Regions from separate parts of the Homo sapiens genome. Here region 2 is linked to region 1. Evidence: read pairs that join two places in POLR2A ChIA-PET (ENCODE). Cell type or tissue: GM12878. All regions are shown on one strand. Each heading gives the region's core, and the rest is flanking DNA. Links, peaks and the distances in the headings are about the cores only.

Region 1 (10,076 bases), core at 342-8,341:
TGCCAGGAACCTAGAGGTACCACCGTACCACAGTACAAGATGCTGTGTCTGGCTTCGAAGAGATTTCAGTCTATGTGGAGAGAGAGAAAAGGGAAGCTATCAGCCAATAAAATCGTTTGCAAGCCTGTAATTCAGCAGGTTTTCAAGACCTGTCAAATGCCCAGCAATCTCACTCTGCAACTCTGCCTCTTAAATACAGCATCTTCCGGCCCAGCGTGGGGGTGGCTAAGCCCATCATCCAGATGTGATGAACTGGGGTCTGGGAAACCCACACCGGCCTCATCTGGCTTTTCCAGCCTGTCCTCCCTTCCACACATCAGGCTGACAGCACCAAACACGGCCGAGGCCTCAGCCCTGAGTCTCCCCGCTGCAGAGTGCCCAAGCCTGAGTTCCAGCAGGTTCTTCAGGGGCCGCTGACCAGGGAACACTGCGGTGAGGAGCGAGGACTTCGTCCCCACCCCGGCCCAGGGCAGGGGCTTCGTGGTGAGCCCACCCCACCCCAGAAGGCTCCTGGAAGGGCAGGGCAGACTGGCAGCAAAATCCTATAGGATGGGCCGGGCCAGAGGCAAGGGGTGGCCAAAGGCACCTGTCCAAGAGGTGGGAGGGACCACACCTGGGGGCAGGGACGAGTCAGGCACAGGGAACTCCGCCAGCCTAGAGGATCAAATTCCTCCGGGGTGAACTCTGAGATAGAAAGTTGGCCCGGGAAGCTCAAGGAGGGAGAGCGGCAGAGGGGAAGACTCTGCAATTCTGCTTGCCCCCCACCCCGGCCCAGGCAAGCCACCCTGCCCCCGGCCCCCACCTGCCCGCCCCGCCTGCCCTTCCTCACCCCGGTGCCTGCGGGATTGCTGGAGAGAACGCGGCGATGGAGCCGGGCAGGACCCAGATAAAGCTTGACCCCAGGTAAGTGAGGGCGGCGGGCCCTGGGCCAGTCGCTGGGCAGCGGTGGCCCCTATCCCGCGGCCTGTCCTCTCTCCCTCCCAGAGCCCTTTGGCGGCCGCACTCAGAATGAGACAGGACTGGAAATGCTCTAGCTGTTCCTAGGTCCTCAGGGACAACGTGGGTTTGGGCCAGGGTGTGACACTCCAGGGCCTCGGCCTTGCCCCCCAGCGTGGGGAGAGAAAGGTCGCAGAGCGGGGGCTGTGGAAGGCATTCGCAGAGGAAATGGCAGCATCCCTCAGCAGCAGGGGGCCCGTCCGTCTGTAAGGACTCACCCTTCCTCTGGGATCCTGCTCTTCCTCTCTGGTCAGTCCCTGGGCTGCTGCCCGACCCGCATGGAGAGAATCCACGGTGGGCTCTTCAGGCACGGCAGCCAGGCACAGCCTGGCTAGGTGGCAGCTTGTCTTACTCCCCCACCTGGGCCAGTTCTCCACTCCCTCTAAGAAAAGGGCCCTGAGGCCGGGCGCCTGTAATCCCAGCACTTTGGGAGGCTGAGGCGGGAGTCCAGGAGTTTAAGCCCAGTTCCAGTTTGAGTCCTGGAGTTCGAGACCAGTGTCTGAGCAACATGGCGAAATCCTGTCTCTACCAAAAATATAAAAAATTAGCCGGGCCTGGTGGCGTGCACCTGTAGTCCCAGCTTACTCATGGGGATGGGGGTTGAGTAGATCACTTGAGCCCAGGAGGTCAAGGCTGCCTGTATGAGCCAAGACAGACCACTGCACTCCAGCCTGGACAACAGAGCAAGACCCTGTCTCAAAAAGAAAAAAAAAGAAAGAAAAAGGAAGGAAGGAAGGAAGGAAAGAGAAGGGGAAGGAAGAGAGAAAGAGAAAGAGAGAGCAGAAGGAAGGAAGGAAGGAGAAGGGGAAGGGGAAGGGAGAGAGAAAGAGAAAGAGAGAGTGAAAGGAAGGAAGGAAGGAAAGAAAGAAAGAGAGAGAAAGAGGCCCTGAGGGGAAATGGACAAAGTCCTGCACTCAGGAGTGGTTGAGGGTCCAGTGTGCAACCCTCCCCCTTCCCCCAGCCCCCATGGTTCTGAGCACAGGCTGGTGTCTCGCCAGGTACACAGCAGATCTTCTGGAGGTGCTGAAGACCAATTACGGCATCCCCTCCGCCTGCTTCTCTCAGCCTCCCACAGCAGCCCAACTCCTGAGAGGTGAGTGGGGACCCTCCTCAGAGGGAACTGAGAGGAGGGAAACCAGGATAGCTGAGTGGAGCTGGGGAGAGGCGGCCCTGAGCTGGTGCACCTGGGCAGCCGGGGAGAATAACTGGCCCGGTGTCTGTCATCGTGGTTAAGGCTCTGGAGAAGGGCAATGCCTCAAGGAGTCAGTGGGTCAAAAGGGTAGCATGAGAGCCTGGCTCCGGAGAGCAACCGTCATGTTGGGCCTCCACAAAACTGGCCTCAAAGCTCATTCAAACTGCGGACACTGCGACCTGGGGCGCTTTTTCAGACCCCAGAGCCATCTGGGGACCCAAGATGGTGCCCAAGTGGTCCAAGCCCCATCGGGTCTCCTGGAGGGCTGCACGGCATCCGCCCTGGACCCATGTCACTCTAGAGGGTGGTTACGGTGAGTGACGTGCTTCACACAGGTGAACCAGTTGTATTTGTTTTACGATCCAGCCTTTCTGAAAAACCTTTGTCCTCACTGGAGCATTCTGTTGTCGGGTTTTTGTGTGTGTGTTTGTGGGTATTTGCCTCATTCCACCCCTGAGCTCTCAGGTGGACAGATGGGATTCAAAAACCTGTTCTACAGTGTTTATTGTAGTGGAGTAATTTGTTTGCAATAATAAGTCATAATTGTCCACTGAAGGGGAGGGTGTGGGGATCCCCGAGGCCAGCTCAAGTTCAGCTGTTGGAAGAATTCCTTGACTGGAAATTTTACCTTTGCGTTTTGTCGCTCTGTTTCCTGAAGATAACTTGGGGTGCTCCTGGTCGTCCATCTACTGCTTTGATTCCTTGGATCCCACCCATTCTTTCACTTTAAGAAAAAACAAGTAATTGTTGCAGAGGTCTCTGTTTTGCAGCTTCCCTTTTGCAAGAAGCACTTTTTCCAAATAAAACAGTAATTAAAAAAAAAAAAACATAGGTGAACCTGCAAAAGTCCTCGCAGTGTTGGCCAACAAGATTCTATTACTGAATTACTTTTGAAAGTGAAAGGCATTGGCTGGGAGCGGTGGCTCACGCCTGTAATCCCTGCACTTTGGGAGGCCGAGGCAGGTGGATCACTTGAAGCCAGAAGTTGGAGACCAGCCTGGCCAACATGGTGAAACCCCGTCTCTACTGAAAATACAAAAATTAGCCAGGCGTGGTGGCGGGCACCTGTAATCCCAGCTACTCGGGAGGCTGAGGCAGGAGAGTTGCTTGAACTCGGGAGGCGGAGGTTGCAGTGAGCCGAGATCACGCCACTGCACTGCAGCCTGGGCAACAGAGTGAGTGAGACTCCGTCTCAAAAATAAAAGAAAAAAAAGGAAAAGAAAAAGAAAGTGAAAGGCATAGGATGGGGCTCAGCTTATTCCCCGGACACCAAAAACATTGAGAATCACGGCCCGAGCATGCTTAGAGAAAATGTGACTCACGCCTGCGTTTTATTTTGTTTTCCTGCTGCATACTGACTACCTCTGAAATGTTGGATACAAGTCTGTGTCTCTGTAGCACATTTAACACGTTTCCCAGGCAACAGGAAGCTCTCAGTGTGCGTTCTGTTGCAGACGTGGGCGTGTCCTTGGGCTGTGTAGGGCTTCATTTCAGATGATCTGAACCAGAGCGGTTGCCAACTGCCAGTGTCCGGAGATGCCTGGTGGCCACTCTGTGGTTAGTGGCAGTAGGTGGCTGCTACATCTAGTTCCAGTGAACCTCCTGTTGAGAGAGTGCAGCTGGTGGTACAAGCCTTCCCTTACACAGCAGCTGTCCCCCCAGGGAATATTTGGCAGTGTCGGGAGACTTCCGGTTGCCACACTGGAAGGTGCTACTGGCATCTCGTGGTCAGAGGCCAGGAAAGCTGCTAAACTTCCTACAGGGCACGGGAAGAGCCCCCACAGAAAAGATTATTCAGGCCAAAGTGTCAATAGTGCTCAGGTTGAGAAACCTTGCCTCACGCAATGAAAACGGTTCTCACATTGCTTTGCTTCAGAATGTGCAAACGGAAACCCCAAGGCTGTTCAGAACAGGCCATTCTGAGTCTGCTAGTCCAGCAAGCCTCGCCGCAGGCAGAGTGGGGAGGATTTGGCCAGCGGGCCCTCCTGGGACAGGGAAGCTGCGAGGATGAGTTCGGGGACGCCCCAGGCCCAGGGGAGCGAGGTCTGGCAGGATTCAAGGATCCTGGTGGAAGAGCAGGGGACAATTGAGAGGGCCGGGCAGGAGAGGTGAGGCCCGCTGCGCGCCGGGCTGGCGGAGGAGCTGTGCTTTATCCCGCAGCGAGAAGGAGCTCGTGAAGGCTCTGAGGCTGGGAGTGGCTGGATGAAAGTCGTGCTTCTCGGCCATTCGTTAGTAATCAGGATGGACTGCAGAGGAAGAGGCTTAAGAAGCAGGGATGCGGCCGGACACCGTGGCTCATGCCTGTAATCCCAGCACTTTGGGAGGCCGAGGCAGGCGGATCATCTGCGGTCAAGAGTTCAAGATCAGCCTGGCCAATGTGGTGAAATCCTGTCTCTACTGAAAATACAAAAATTAGCCAGGTGTGGTGGCGCGTGCCTGTAATCCCAGCTACTCAGGAGGCTGAGGCAGGAGAATCGCTTGAACCCGGGAGGCAGAGGTTGCAGTGAGCCGAGATCTCACCATTGCACTCCAGCCTGGGTGACAGAACAAGACTCCGTCTCAACAACAGCAAAAAATAGGCAGGGATGTAAATGAGAGGTCGTTGCCCCGGCCTGCCATGCGGGAAAAGAGTCTGAGGCAGGGCAGTGGCAGGGAAAGAAGAGGAAGGGTTGGGAAACAGGCAGTTCAAAGAAAGAGCAGGCAATCTAGGAAAGACCTAGGCGTGTAAGTGCTGGTTCTGGGCAATGGTGACGGCACAGCCAGAAATAGGAGAAGCAGGAAGAAGTGCCTCTGGGAGGCTGTGGCGAAACTCCTTCCTCGCTTCATTTGTAAACTTTGTTGTTCCTTAATTTTTCTTTTTTTTTTTTTTTTTGAGACAGGGTCTCACTGTGTCACTCAGGCTGGAGTGCAGTGGTGCGATCTCGGCTTACCCCAACCCTCCACCTGCTGGGCTCAGGTGATCCTCCCACCTCAGCCTCCCTAGTAGCTGGGGACCACAGGCACATGCCACCAAGCCCAGCTAATTTTTGTATTTTTTTGTAGAGGTGGAGTTTCTCCATGTTGCCCAGGCTGGTCTCGAACTTAAAATTAAATGCTAAGAAAACTATTTCAGGCCAGTCACGGTGGCCCATGCTGCAACCCCAGGAGGTCGAGGTTGCAGTGAGCTATGATTGCACCACCAGCCTCAGCCTGGGCAACAGACCGAAACCCTGTCTCAATTTAAAAAAAAGAGAGAGAGAAAAAAAAGCTATTATTCTAGAAGAATGATTGAATCAATTTTTTTTTTTTAATTTTAAAATCACGGCTCACGGCAGCTCGAGCTCTGGGCTCAAGTGATCCTCCCACCTCATCCTCTCGAGTAGCTGGGACTGCAGGCACACACCACCATGCCTGGGCTAACTTTCAATTTTTGTAGAGACAGAGTCTGACTTCGTTGCCCAGGCTGATCTCAAACGCTCCAGCTCAAGCGATCCTCCTGCCTCGGCCTCCTGAAGGGCTGGGATTACAGGCGTGAATCACTGCGCCCGGCCTTAAAGCTACTTTTTATTGAACAAATACTACACGCCAGGTGCTTTGCTAAGAAGCTTAAGGAGAGGATAAGTAACCTGTCTATGGCCATAGAGCTATTAGTAAGTGGCATTTTACTTTGTTTTTGTTTGTTTGTTTGTTTGGTTTGGTTTTTTGTTTTTTTTTTTTAAGAGACAGAGTCTCGCTCTGTCCCCCAGGCTGGAGTGCAGTGGTGTGATCTCAGCTCACTACAAGCTCCGCCTCCCAGGTTCACGCCATTCTCCTGCCTCAGCCTCCCGAGTAGCTGGGACTACAGGCGCCCGCCACCACACCCGGCTAATTTTTTGTATATTTTTTAGTAGAGACGGGGTTTCACCGTGTTAGTCAGGATGGTCTCGATCTCCTGACCTCGTGATCCGCCCGCCTCGGCCTCCCAATGTGCTGGGATGACAGGCGTGAGCCCCCCCGCCCGGCCTGGCATTTTGCTTTGAACTCAAGTGTCTGACTCCAGTGCTCTACACTGTGCTCCTAAGCTACTGGAAGCAAATATGCAAGCATGGAAATAATTTTTGGTTAGAAAGCTGGGATTATGGGTGATTACTCTTTTTTCAAATTCTTATTTAATGTTCCTGTTTTCATTATTTTAAAAAGTAGTCTTTGCTATTCCAGAGACAGTGGGAAATTTAATAGTTGCTATAAGTATGATTATATTCAAAATGGTCAACTAGACAAGCATTTCCCAAAGTCTCAGACTCTTAATCCCAAGGAGTCCTTCATGGAAACAGAGTTCTGTAGGAAGTTAAGTTTTGTGACCAGGCACGGTGGCTCACACCTGTAATCCCAGCACTTTGGGAGGCCGAGGCGGGTGGATCACTTGAGGTCAGGAGTTTGAGACCAGCCTGCCCAACATGGTGAAACCCTATCTCTACTTAAAATACAAAAATTAGCTGGGCATGGTGGTGGGTACCTGTAATCCCAGCTACCTGGGAGGCGGAGGCAGAAGAATTGCTTGGATCCACGAGGCGGAGCTTGCAGTAAGCCGAGATCGCGCCACTGCACCCCAGCCTGGCGACAGAGTAAGGCTCCATCTCAAAAAAAAAAAAAAAGTTAAGTTTTGTAAAAGGTGCGTTCTAGACCCTCCTTTTGGAAATTTACAATGTAAATTAGCAGATTAAAAATGTCAGTATGCTCTGCAGGAATCATCACATTTAACCTTAATGCATTTCCAAAAATTCTTCAGCTGTGGAATACTTTTGTCCCATAGTGTCTATTTAGATGCCCTTTTGGGGAAATTGAGTTTAACCAGCAAAGAAGAGGCCATCTCCTAAGAAGATAGTTTGATGGACAGACCCAGTATCGGGCTATGGATGCTAAGGAACTTTTCCTTTCCTAATTAGAGTACCAAAGGCAACAGTTAGAAGACACTGCAAAACCATTTGTGTTGAACAGTCAGAATCTGCCCCACCCTCACCTTCATAAATGGAACGGCCCTCCCAGGGTTGCCTTTGATGATCTCTCCCATATCCACGAGTACACACACCTGGAGTCACTGTGTGTCATGGTTAATAAGAGTGTGGGCTTAGTCACGAATACCTGCGTTTAAATCTCTGCTCCTTCACTTCCAGGCTGTGTGACCCTGGGAGATGTGCTTCCTTCTCTGAGCCTCGTTTCCTGAAAAAGTCTATGAAATGCAGATGATGATAGGAATTCTCATAGGTTATTTCTTTCATTCAACAAATAGTTACAGAGCCGTTACTCCTCCGGGCGTTTGAGAACAGAGCACAAGCTTGACAAGGTCCCTGCCTCCGTGGAGTGTGCACCACAAGGTGGAGAGCCGAGAATAAGCGAGTAAACAGCTGTGTAAATACAAATAGCCCTGATGTGGGCGGAAGGAGGACATAACGTTACCCGGAATGGAGATTTTCACGGAGCAGGGAGCAGTTAGGGAAATGAAGACTGGGAAGGACTGGGTTGGTGGCGTGTGAAAGGGCAGTTTTTACGCTCTCCAAGGGCTGATGAGCACACGGGGCTGGGGGTAAGAGAGGCTCTAGCAATGGCCCCCGCTTCCCAACCACAGAACATTGGTTTTGGAAAACCACCTGCATTAATGTTGGCTTTTTCCTATCTGGACTTTGCCTATTGTCTGAGTTTTTTTAATTAAACATTTCTATTATAAAAATCATTCAGGTTTAGTTAAAAAAAAAAAAAGAAAGAAAGAAAATACAGAACAGTAAAAAGAGAAAAAAATCATCTACAGTCCCACCCAGAGACAGGCACGGCAAATATCTTAGTGTAATTTCCTTTTTTTTAATGCCTTTTTTTTTTTTTTTTTTTTCAGACAGAGTCTGGCTCTGTGGCCCAGGCTGGAGTGCAGTGGTGTGATCTCAGCTCAATGCAACCTCCACCTCCCAGTTCAAGCAATTCTCCTGCCTCAGCCTCTCCAGTAGGTGGGATTACAGGTACTCGCCACCATGCCTGGCTAATTTTTGTATTTTTGGTAGAGATGGGGTTCCACCATGTTGGCCAGGCTGGTCTCAAATTCCTGACCTCAAGTGATCCACCCGCCTCGGCCTCCCAAAGTGCTGGGATTACAGGCATGAGCCACTGTGCCTAGCCCTTTCTCTATGTTTTTATTTAACATTTGTAGAAATCATACTATTCCTAAAATTTTATGTTCTGTTTTTGTAAGCATGATACAAAATAAATTTTTCACATCATTGTATATTTGGAAAAATATGTTCTTTTCTAAAAAAAGGTTTATTTTTGTTATAAATACATATTCATTATAGAATAATTGGAAAAGAAAGACACTAGGGATTTTCACACACCGAGAAAAGGCCATGTGGGGACACAGTAGAAACGCGGTTGTCGGCTGGACCCGGTGGCTCACGCCTGTAATCCCAGCACTTTGGGAGGCCGAGGTGGGCGGGTCAGTTGAGGTCAGTTCAAGACCAGCCTGGCCAACATGGCGAAAACCGTCTCTACTAGCTGGGCGTGGTGGCAGGTGCCTGTAATCCCAGCTACTTGGGAGGCTGAGGCAGGAGAATCACTTAAACCTGGGAGGTGGAGGCTGCAGTAAGCTAAGATCAGACCAGTGCACTCCAGCCTGTGCGACAAGAGTGAAACTTCGTTGAAAGAAGAGAAGGGGGCGGGGCGGGGGGGGGAGGAGATGGGAGGGGAGGAGAGGGGAGGAGAGGGGAGAGGGGAGGGAATGGGAGAGGGGAGGGGAGGGGAGGGGAGGAGAGGAGAGTTGTCTGCAAGTGGAGGAGAGAGGCCTCAGGAGAAATCAAACCTGCTGACACCTTGATCTTGAACTAGCCTCCAAAACTATGAGAAAATAAATTTAAGTTGTTTAATTTTTAAAAAAGTGACTACTCAGAAAAGATAGAAAAAAGTAAGTAGAAAAGAAGACACAAATCATCCATAGTCCCATCACCCAAACATAAGCATTGCTAACTTTTTTCAGTATTATAGGTATTTTCCTTTTTTTTTTTTTTTCACCCAGGCTGGAGTGCAGCGGTGTGATCCTGGCTCACTACAGCCTTCACCTCTCCCGGAGTAGCTGGGACCACAGGCAGGCGCCACCACACCCGGCTAATTTCTGTATTTTTAGTAGAGGTGGGGTTTCACTATGTTGGCCAGGCTGGTCTTGGACTCCTGGCCTCAAGTGATCCGCCCACCTCAGCTTCCCAAAGTGCTGGGACTACCAGTGTGAGCCACCGTGCCCAGCCGAGGGTCAGCGTATTTTTTGACAAATTCACCCATAGTCCTGGTTGGTCCTGTGGTGCCACCAGGTGCGACTGACCGAGACAAGAGCTCCAGCTCAAGTCTGTACCGTGGCCACCTTTCTCCCTGTTTTGGTTTCAGCAGTCATATTGCTCCCACTGAGCTGCCCTCATGTTCCTTAGTCACCAAAACACAGAGCAGACTAGCTAATCCCTTCCTCGTGCTCACCCCGCAAGGCAACAGGACAATGACTGGAGTGTGGCAGTTTTCTCCCTTTCTTCCTCTTATCTAGTCAGGTAGCAGGTGCAAAGGAGGGTCCAATAACTAGAAAAGACACTTAGATAAATGACCACAGGTTCACTAAGGACCTAGAACCCTTTCTTTAAAACTAACGGCTGCATTAATGAATCACGTTTGTTCGGAAACACATATTGTGACTATATTCATTTTTTTCTGTTAGCAACGGTGAGGCCAGATGAGGTCTACCAGTATTTGTCAAAGTGTCTGCTATCCTCCGACCACTATCAGGTGAGCTTGTTAAAAATGCAGATGACTGGGCCCATCTCAGATCTATGGACGCACATGTCTGAACGTAGGGCCTGGGCAGCTAGCTGCTTTTTAACAACTCCCAAAATGACTGCAATATCCACGAAAG
Region 2 (11,386 bases), core at 1,901-9,900, 130 kb after region 1:
TGGTCTAGAACTCCTGAGCTCAAGTGATCTGCCCACCTTGGCCTCCCAAGGTGCTGGGATTACAGGCGTGAGCCACTGCGCCCGGCTGAGATTTCTCCTTTAAATAGAACGTTGTGGAGTTTACTTTTAGGCTGAGACCTAAAGGATAAAAGAAAGTGATCCGTGCTAAGACGAGGAGAACTCAAGCAGAAGACATGCCTCGGCTGTGGAGCAGGAAGGTGTTTGATGTTGGGGTTTGAGAGAAGGCCAGTCAGCTGGCAGGCAGGGGGCAAAGGGGGTGGCATGAAGCAAGGAGCTTGGGCATTCTGAGTGGAAGGAGAAGCCAGTATGCGGAGAATGGGTCGGAAGAGAGTAAGAGCAGAGACTACTGCAGTGGTCACGATAAAAAGCAGGTCACTTGGACCAGAGTAATGGCAATAGACTGAAAAGTAGGGTTACCTTTTATGCATTTTGGAGGCAGAAGTTAAAGGACTTGCTGTTGGATTAGAGATGGGGGAATAAGCAAAAGAAAATGACTTAAGTTTCTGGCAGGTTCATAGGTAGTGGTGTCACTGCAGGTCTGGGTGGGGAGGCGTCATCTTAGATGTAAGTGTGATACTTCCAACTATAGGCGCAGTGTAAAAAGTCGGACATGTGAGTCTGAAGCTTGGAGGAGAGACGGGCTGGAGTTGGAGATGTGAGAAATCATTGGCATTATACATGGCGGTTGGTACTATCAGAATGAGATCACAGAGGGAGAGTTAGAGGGCCAGGTCCTGGGGATCACCACCATAAAGACCCAATCAAGGAGGTGCAGGCAGTGAGAAGAAACACCAGGCAGGGCGCAGTGGCTCACATCTGTGATCCCAGCACTGTGGGAGGCCGAGGCAGGTGAATCACTTGAGGTCAGGAATTCGAGACCAGCCTGGCCAACATGGTGAAACCCCGTCTCTACTAAAAACACAAAAATTAGCCGGGCGTGGTGGCGGGCACCTGTAGTCCCAGCTACTCGGGAGGCTGAGGCAGGAGAATTGCTTGAACCTGGGAGGCGGAGCTTCCAGTGAGCTGTGATCAAATCACTGCACTCCAGCCTGGGCAACAGAGCGAGACTCTGTCTCAAAATTAAAAAAATAAAGAATTCTCTACTGGCTCCTTTTCTATTTTTTTTTTTTCATTCTATTAGAATCAGATCTGTTTTTCCATGTATGTTTATCGTCTGTTTCCAACTAGAAAGTAAGTTCCTTGAGGGCAGAGGCTGTATCTGTTTTGCTCCCCATCACATACATCCCTATTATTTGGCACATGAGGCTGGAGCATGGGGATGAGAAATGGTTCCACAAGAAAAGGGGGGGCACAAACCCATCACTGTAGAACTGTGAGCTAAGCAGCAGTCCCTTTTTTTTTTTTTTTTTTTTTTTTTTTGAGATGGAGTCACTCTGTCACCCAGGCTGGATGCTATCTCGGCTCACTGCACCCTCCACTTCCCAGGTTCAAGCAAGTCTCCTGCCTCAGCCTCCCGAGTAGATGGGATTATAGGCACTGCCACCACGCCCGGCTTTTTTCTTTTTTTTTTTTTTGAGACAGAGTTTCACTCTTGTCGCCCAGGCTGCAGTGCAGTGGCACGATCTCGGCTCACTGCAACCTCTGCCTCCTGGGTTCAAGCGATTCTCCTGTCTCAGCCTCCCAAGTAGCTGGGATTACAGGCGGCCGCCACCACACCCAGCTAATGTTTGTATTTTTAGTAGAGACGGGGTTTCACCATGTTGGCCAGGCTGGTCTCGAACTCCTGACCTCAGGTGATCCGCCCATCTCAGCCTCCCAAAGGGCTGGGATTACATGCATGAGCCACTGCATCCAGCAGCAATAACAATTTCTGTCATACCATATAATCGTATCTCCTTTTTGCCCATTAATTTAGTAATTATCTTTCCTTCAATTAAGCTAAGTCCTTAATTAACCATTAGTAATTACTGCTGGTCTGAAAGAACAGACACTGAATATTCGCCCAAGTATGTCAAACACAGAATCATACTTACCTAACAAGCCTAGCTTACCCAATGTTTCTGTAACAACTGGACTAATATTTACAGAGTGTTTACCATGAATGTTTGACATACCACAAAGAGCAGAAAAAAGGCTAGCAAACGTTACACATAACAACGGGACTACAAAGTAACCTTTGTCAATCAATAGTAACTGACCTAAATGAGAACGTGAGGGGGCAAGCTTTTGGAATCTCAATTGTATTACTGAAAGTAATATCCAGAGTCTTATCTTGTAAAAACAACAACACAAAAAAAACTAATACTGAAAAGTTTTTGTTTTTATTTCCAAGATCAAATATTACAACAGGACATTTACATGTATTTATAAAAAAATGCAGCAGTTGAATGTATAGATCAGAGGTTTCCTTGAGTTTGGTCCCTCTCTCAGCACAGTGAGCTGATGTCTTCAAAAGACTTATCGTCCCACTCCCTTCCCTCCCCCACCCCATTGTCCCCCCACCCTCCCCGTTTCAAGTTGCAGTATTAATATAAAGCAACTGGGTACAACACAGCAAGAGTATTCACAATTTGGTACAGACCAAACCAGAGGATCCCCAACTGACAGCAAGATCCTCCTTCTGGAAATTATTACCTATAGACTAGGTAGATCTATAGGTAGATCACACCCAGTTATCTAAGATTTCCCTGGTTTTAGAGCAAGTGGAAGTTCCATTGAGTCTTAGCCAGTAGTTACAACTCTGCGTTACCTAATGGCATGTTTTTCTCCTCTTACAAGTTTAATTTTCTACCGCCTCCATGTGTCTTCAAATTTAAGGCTTTCCCAAGCACCTTTATTATGACTTACTAGATATACAGGAGGGTCTCTAATGTGTCTTGAACAAAAAAATTTAGTGGATGGTCCAGCTGCCCCTTGCTCAACAATCCCAAAGACTTCTTCCCACCACTGAGAAGAGCTGCAGAAATCAACGGTATCTCCTAGCACCATTGGAGAAAAGGCCCAGAAAACAGAATTCGATGTGCATTTTAGGGAGCACTTGCCAGAAACATTACAACAGGAGCACTGTCTCTGTTATCTTCTTGGATTCAATCACAAATTTAGAGTACAGATGAAATTTAGAGCCTGTCCTGCATTAAGAATGCAAATCTCAGTAAGACCACCCCCACACACACTTTGTCCAGAATAAGTTGAGCCACAAACATCCCAGGGAATCTCTAAATACTGTTAGGAACTGCTTTAGAAAACACTTTAAAGCAAATACCCCAAGTTGACTTCACTCAAGCCCCCAACCCACCCTCATCATCCCTATCCCCCTAGAAATTTCATTCCTTGATTAACTTCTCTGAGTAAGATGTAAAGTGAGGTTTGGAAAATGACATGAAACATGAAACATGTTTAAAAACACAATCAATGAAGACATGCCAGAACTGGACATCCCAGGTGACTTCAAATGCATTGTTCAAGCCGAACTCATACAAAGCATGCACAGAGCCTGCACAGACACTGCTGAGAGTTTCCAGGGAACAATCAATACCTACTCGAAAAAGGACTTTCCTGAAGGGCAAACAAAACAAAACAAAACAAAACAAAACAAACAAAACAAAAAGTAACACTGGATGTTTAGAATTTGTTAACAACAACAACAACAAAAAACCATTCTGGAAAAAAAGATTATCAGAGGAGTGAAGAAAACCGTGTCTAACAGATTCATGCCAAAGCTTGGATGGAAGCCCCTCAAAGTCTAAGTATCGTGTTAGCATCAACTGGTACTCATTTCTCTATATCTAAGACTAGAAGATTCTCTCACAGCTTTACTGTTTCCTGGCAAGTGTTTTCAACAGCCTTTCCAGCTGAAGGGACGAACCCAGGAAAGTAACAAGGCCCAAGACCCCACATGGGTCAGATAAGCAGCCCCTACTAGAAGCTTGCTACTCGTTAACTGAAAAGTGGAGGCCACGCACTACTTTCACTCTCTCTAGCAGGTGAAAGGGGATTTTCTGATGGCAACAGTCACTCCGTGTAAGGTTTAACTTACAGGGCAATAAGTTATCAAAAAGTTATTGTTAAAAGCATATGATTAGTGTCATAAACATATTTATATTTGGAATTACACCATTTGATATCTCCATTAAGAATGCAAAGCTTTGAGAAAAGCATACTGTAAAATCATGTTGCTGCAAACAGCAAGGCATCCAGCTGAGTGTAAGCAGTCTAATGTCATCAAACTGAAATGGACCCTCGTGACGGGCACTATGGAACCAGCTACCTAGATAGAGAGAAAAAAGGAGAATGGCAGGGAACGGTTCCAGATCAAGAATCTCTCCCTTATCAGTTAAGAGTTCCATACTGAGTCTATGAAAAAAGCAAATTAAAAAGATTTTAAGAAAGGGGGAATTCAATTCCAGGTCAGAATTTATCTAATGATTTGATATGTTTCCCATTTATCATGTCTAAAAAATGAATGACTCATGCTAACCCAGTTAGATTAATAACTTCTTTTGATGAGAAAAAATATTACTTAGGTTTAGTCCAGCTTAGCTTGACTATTCTTCCCATTTGAAAACCCAAATGACCTTTAGAAGGGATATAAAATACCCAGAGTATTGTGATCTCTAGAGAGGAAATACAATTAAACAATAAAAACTTGCTGTTTGTTGCCAAAGAATTAAGTACAATAATGCGACTTCTCATATTTATAGATTAATCTGTGATTGCTCTTGGGAAAAATACTATCATTGGTATTTGCCATCTCTAATCCTAGAAATAAATCTGGTTATCTTTTGAAAATACTTTCTCATTACAGGAATGCTAAATTATGTTTATTAAAGTAGTTCAAATTGGATTGCCCAACTTTATTTTGAAATCAATAGCAAAGAAAGGCCTGTGCCAAAAATCATCATGTTTATGAGAATATCTGCAATTTTAAGCAACACAACAGCAACTGGTAGGCCACAAAGAGGGTGGGGTATCACAGAGCTAGCCATTCTCTATATGAAACCAGAGAATTCTCCTTAACTAGGGAGAAAATGAGCTATAAAAGTAAGTTTGCCTCAAAAATGTCCTTCAATTTTATAAAAAATGAAGATTGTTACATATTAAGACTTTGAAATGGAATTTCTTAAACATAGCCAATTACACTAAAAATCATAACTATTTTCAGAGAATGAATGTTAAAAATAAATGGTGGAGAAGTAAAATGGAAAGCAGGATTAAAAGATTTCTAATTAAGGGTCTGTCACTTCACAGGACAACTAGCAAGGCCATTATAATCTCTATTTTTAAAAAGACATCAAGAAATTCTTGATTCTATACTGTCTCTCTAGCAGGACTGACACACAGGTGAGTCAAAAACCATAACCATCACTGAAATACCAAATCTCTATGTAACAGGAGAAACCGATATATTGGTATGGTATTCTCTGTTGGGTTATCTGCAGTTCTAAAGAACATTCTTGCCACTATTCTAAAATGTGTACAGTGCAACACCATGTTTCACGGCAAGACAATAACTGAAAAGCTAAGCCAGGCAATCCAGTGAAGTTGAATGTCCATAGTACACAGCTGTCTTTAGCCTATTCATCAAGGCTGGTATTACCGGAAAACTGCCATGTTCACCAGAAGAGCTGTCTCTTCCTATGCTCATTACATTTTAGTTTTACAAAGACTACTAATTCATCAGCCTGCACCCCATGATTTACTACTGCGTAGTTACATGATGGTCAAAAAAGGCAGAGAGACGGTAAGAATGACATAATAAAGATACATTCTGTGGAATAAAAAACATTTTTAAGTCAGCCTAATTGTATCTTTAAAAAGCTGTTTCTGCCAAAACCAGGTGTGAATCTTATACAAATCAATTTCCCAACAGGCCAGTAAAGTACTTTAAGTACACAAGTAAAAATAAAATTTAGTGCCAGCGTTAGTGTCATATTTGGTTCTCATTTACATTTTAGTCATACTCAACACTGATTAGGCACACAGCATTAAGTTTTAAAAAATAATGAATTGTTTACAAGATTATTATTACTAGACCTATAACTACTATACTCTCCTCTTTGGAGATTTCAGTCATCGCAGTAAGATTAAGAGCAAGTTGTTGGTCAAATGATACCTGAACACAGAATAAAAAAAAGAGAGAAAAAAAAAGTAAAGAAACTGATTAACCAGCACACTTTTAATTAGCCTAGGGATAATACGCAATCACGGGGAGAGACTGGAAGCATGAAATTTTGGAAAAGGACTTCAGAGATAATCTAATTTGTTGTTCTAGAAAAGGCTGAGAACTATTAATCTAGTCCAATTATCTCATTTTTCAGACGAGAAACCAGAGATTAAGAAGAAAGAGAAGTGTGAAGGTAACAACTAGCAGAGCTGTTACCCAAAGGGCTCTCACACCTCCAGTGCCCTTTCTGCATATAACATATACTATACTATGCATTGGATTTGTACCTGGGTAGAGAAATTAAATCTTTCCTTCATTTTTCGGTTGCTAGTGGCTCCCTCTGGTATTTTCCCTAAGTGTGCAAGTAAGATTCCTGCGAGCTAGGAATCTTTACTCCGGGGGATCAATAGTGAGATCCCCGCAAGCTAGGAATCTTTACTCCAGGGATCAATAATCCTTTCCTACTTGGGTACTGGTTATGCCTTAGTGGCAGAACTTCATGCCCCAAATCTAGAAGTTACAAAAGGTGGAGCTAAAGAAAAAGGTGAGTCAAAAGAAAACGTGAGCTACAGTGCTTGCCACTTCAGTCTTGTTTAAGACTTTGCTAACTAAAACATATTCTTCCCTTTTTCTAAGTTTGAACTAATAGGTAAACATTTACATGCTCTCCAATTATTTCATGTGTAGTGTGTCTCTCTAACTGGATAAAACAGGCAGGAATCATATCTTATTTATTATTTTTTGAGACAGAGTCTCGCTCCATTGCCCAGGATGGAGTGCAGTGGTGTGATCTCGGCTCACTGCAACCTCCGCCTCCCAGGTTCAAGAGATTCTTGTGCCTCAGCCTCCCCATTAGCTGGGATTACAGACAGCCACCATGCCTGGCTAATTTTTGTATTTTTCAGTAGAGATGGGGTTTCACCATGTTGGCCAGGCTGATCTCGAACTCCCAACCTCAGGTGATCCACCCACCTCGGCCTCCCAAAATATTGGGATTACAGGCATGAGCCACCACACCTGGCCAGGAATTAGATCTCAGATTTCAAAATACTTCCAACTTCTATAAAGAACTCAATAGCTAATTGTTGACTTGTAAGTCAAGGAAGTAGAATTATATACAAGATTTAAAAACATACACACAGAGGGTTCAATAATCTGGTATGGATGGGACACAGAAAACAGAATTGTAGATCGGGCGCAGTGGCTCATGCCTGTAATCCCAGCACTTTAGGAGGCCGAGGTGGGCGGAACACGAGATCAAGAGATCGAGACCATCCTGGCCAACATGGTGAAACCCTGTCTCTACTAAAAATGCAAAAATTAGCCGGGCGTGGTGGCGCTCACCTATTAAAAAAGGTAATTGTATCTTTTCTGAAAAATGTTTAAAAAAAGAAAAAATTGTTTTTTTACCCTTTTCATTTATTCTTGGCAAATAATGCCACGTGGCAATTTTACTTTCACATCTTCACCAGTGCATCATTTTAAAAAAGCAATAATCAGCCTCTCAAAATAATGGCATAAATAAAAATGTATAGGCATAGTGCAAATCCCACAACTTTAACCCAACTACTTCCTCTATATTTATGGGAACAAAACTAAGTGACACTTTACAAAGCCAAACAATGAGAAGAGAATCATCTGGGTAGCTTGATTCTCTTGCTGAAGGAGACCACAGCATGGACTCTGGATTCCAATTCTGATTTGCCACTCACTAGCTATGAGTCCTGAATAAGTTCTCTATACCTGTTTTCTTAACATGGGAAGAAAGTATACATTTTGTACGATTCTTCGGGAGATTGAAGAGGCAAATGTACACAAAAGTATCTGGTGCATGCCAATTAGTATTAAGTTTCCTGTTCTTTTCTCATTTGGCACTGTTGTTTTCTCTTCTCCAGTTCCTTCCGATACCAATTTCAAAAAAGTATTCCTCTCACTTTTTTCCCACTAGTTTTCTTCTTCTTCTTCTTTTTTTTTTTTAAATTTGAGATGGAGTGTCGCTTTGTCGCCCAGGCTGGAGTGTAATGGTGCGATCTTGGCTCACTGCAACCTCTGCCTCCCAGGTTCAAGCCATTCCCCTGCCTCAGCCTCTGAGTAGCTGGGATTACAGGTGCACGCCACCACACCCAGGTAATTTTTGTATTTTTAGTAGAGACGGGGTTTCACCATGTTGCTCAGGCTGGCCTCGATCTCCTGACCTTAGGTGATCTGCCCACCTCCGCCTCCCAAAGTGTTGGGATTACAGGCATGAGCCACCGCGCCCGGCCTTCCTGGTAGTTTCCATTCCATCTCCCTGTATTTTTCTCTTATCACTCTCGAAGTCTATCTTTCTTGTTCTTTTCCTCCCTAGCTTTTTTTTTTTAAACACTCCTTTCAAGCTGTGTCCAACACCCACAAGGAATGACTATTTTTAACTAATCTTACTGACCTCATTTAATCTATTCAATAAAACCTCTGCCCTAAGGAGCAAAGAAACTTGCAGAGGAAGTAAGGCAAACTGGAAGAAGCATACTGTCAGCGGATTAAATTCTTGAGCAAGGCAATACTCCTTATGGATTCTTCCCATGTACAATCCGTAACTCTTCCCATGGGCCTTTATATCAACCCTAAGATAATTACACTCCTGCCTCAAAATAAAATAAAATAAAACCCACCACATCTTGTATTGTAGACATCCCAGCTGCATGTTAAGCTGAGTGAAAGTACCATGCTGTCTTTTAAATCACTTTATATCTACTTAATCATCCCACAGTAACCCGAGTTGAAGAAGTTACTTTGGTTTCTCATAAATGAATATGCACGTGCTGAACATATCGGAAAGAACCACACCCTCTCACTGATGAACACGTTGGCAGTTCTCCCAACTGTTTTATCAAGAGAAGCTAGAAGGTAAAGAAAAGGAAACAGAGCCCTATAGGAAAAATGATTGACTTCACACGTTTGAGCGATTTGGGCTTCAGCTATGACTTTGCTGGAGTACAGATGGGTGCCATCAGAGCACAAAGCTGAGCAAACCTCTCTTCTTACCCTGTGCCCTCCCTGAATTTTTGGATTTCTGAGCTTGTCTACTACCAACAAATGTTTTACCCTCCAGTGCACCTTTGACAGTATACAGCTCTATTTTTCAAACGGCAAGTATGTTATCCAAGTTCAGAGATGCAACTGAGGAATTAACATGAAAACCATCTTTCACTCAATAAATCAGAAGCTGCTAGTTAAGTAAGCCTCAAGAACCTAAGAAAAAACACCAAAGTGTAAGTATTACTCAGTCACCAATCTAAAGACAGAACTTTGACTCAAGGTAGAAATGAAACCGTAATTATATAAATATATTTATAAATATTTATACAATTATATACTTATACATAAGCACTTACACAGACTTAGAAAAAAATTTAAGAACATTAATTCAAAAGGACTCACTGAAGAATAAACAGATTTTTCCATGATTTCCTTGAGGAGATATAAAACTCATTCTTTAGGGAGAGTTCCTCAAAATTCAACCATTAGAAACCATATCCTATAACTGTGTACTAGCAACACATGGCATCTTTTTTTCTTCTTTTCCCAAATCCCCTAATTGCCAAGAGAGCAATCTTAAAGTAGATGAAAACCTAAAGGTCTCTACGCAACATCTGAGGAACATACGCTCCTCAGATAAAAGAATCAATCTAAATCCTCAACTGACAAAAAGGTCCATTTAATATTTTTCATTTTACAAGTTAAAAGTTCTAGTTTTGCCACCAGAATCACGACTACCCCCCCTTCAGAGGACTCCATTTAAGCTCAAAATACGAAATGAGCATAGGGTGAAGTTGATGTGTAAATGGTATTCTACAGATTCAAGATGGCCTCTTCTAAAAACACTGAAGAAAGCTTTCACCAACTCTAATTTGATTTTGGGTTTTGTTGGCAGAAAAAGCCCAAGACATCTGAAAATTACTAGTAACCTCCGCCATCCTCCTTACTAAATGTTGTCTTCTGAATGGAGTTGAAAGGTCTTCCCCTTAGAGAGGCTTTCCGTTTTGATACCTTTTGAAAGAAAACAGCATGCGGACTCATGTTCAATTCAGTCACCAGAGCCTTTTAGAGACTATTCCAACCAGGGGCAAAAAATGAACCATTATTTCTAACCAAAAGAACATGGTTAGCAACTCTCAGCTGAATGGTTTTCTTTTTCCCCAGGGACATACCTAAGTATGCCTGAAACAACACAGGACAATCAATAACCATAGTGGTTACAATTCCAAGCCATTGTACTACATGATTATTGACCAGCTGCCTTCCTACAGATCACTGCAGACTCAGACAATGGAGGGCTCCAAAGGAACTAATATGCTGTGCTGGCAAAAATAGCAAGCACCTTCCTATCCCAGTCACCACGATAGGTTCACTTCATGTCCATTCTTGGACTAGCAGGATCAATACAGAGTAATAAGGAAAACTGTCTCAGGTTAGGACAATGAAAGTCACCCCATGCTATATGCTCCATATTTAACACTCATTCTGCCAATAACACATGTCATGGAAATAGTCCTTATAGCTGGGAACATGAAAATCCTTTGAAAAAGGTTTTTAAGTATGATGAGCAATCATTACAAGGGATGCTTTTTCCACGTAAACAAAAGCCTGGATATTTTGTTAAGCGACATTTCCACATGAAGAACACAACAAAACCAAACCCATGTTAGAGAATTTCTTCTCCCTGCTAAACACGGGGACTTACAAAAAAGGGAGGGTTGTTCTTACTCTGAATCTAGCCATTCCTTTGCCCGAAGAGTCTGGGGAGTAACGTTAACATTTGATCCCAAAAAAGTGCCGTGCAAGAGACCACTTACTGGAACACACAATTCCTGCTGCTAGTACTAGGAGAGGTCTTATCCTTACACTTCAGTTTGGTCACCAGATTAGGTAAGAAAGAAAAGTGTGGGGGGAGGGGGAGGCAGAAGGGTACGGAGTGGGGAGCGAGAAAACAGAAGAGGAGAAAGAAACAAAGGGGGAGAAAGAGACTGATTATAGGAGAGATCAAGAAATAAGAGAAGGAAGGTGACTTGCTTGCCCAACTTTGGCTCTGTGGTCCTATGAGCCAAAATGCATACTTAGTGACATGTATCTCACAGGAAAAGGGAAAAAAGGGGTAAGCTGAGAGAGGTCAAGCCATGGTGTTAATTTCTTTCCTGTACAAAGACAGTCTCTTGAGGACAAAGGCCTGCCTCTTGCAATGTAATATCATAGTCCAGATGA

The links. ChIA-PET counts read pairs that join two places held together with the same protein. Peaks named below come from ENCODE experiments on the same cell type or tissue, not always from the same donor. Only the 100,000 strongest peaks of a DNase experiment are listed, where the experiment ranks them.
Region 2: POLR2A ChIA-PET joins it to region 1 with 11 read pairs; 2 of 35 experiments call an interaction of 5 or more read pairs at or near these places.

Annotation. Positions count from the first base shown.
Region 1 is chr3:196,215,848-196,225,923 of GRCh38, forward strand. It overlaps SLC51A (solute carrier family 51 member A), which reads left to right and starts at 687. Exons shown (of 9, transcript NM_152672.6): 1 at 687-903; 2 at 1,995-2,089. The coding sequence starts at 866. It overlaps LOC105374304 (a long non-coding RNA gene), which reads right to left and starts at 4,544. Exons shown (of 4, transcript XR_001740544.2): 1 at 3,511-4,544; 2 at 2,817-2,912. RefSeq lists enhancers at 3,389-3,538, 3,619-3,798 and a silencer at 3,451-3,745. In GM12878, for the core only: a CTCF peak has its summit at 3,909 (motif pointing left); a DNase peak (open chromatin) is centred at 3,694; H3K4me3 peaks cover 988 bases; H3K27ac peaks cover 573 bases.
Region 2 is chr3:196,345,378-196,356,763 of GRCh38, forward strand. UBXN7 (UBX domain protein 7) reads right to left here. Exons shown (of 11, transcript NM_015562.2): 11 at 2,285-11,386. The coding sequence ends at 11,308. Among named protein-coding and RNA genes, the nearest start is that of TM4SF19-DYNLT2B, 13 kb to the left of the region's middle. In GM12878, for the core only: no CTCF peak of the experiment used is centred there; no DNase peak of the experiment used is centred there.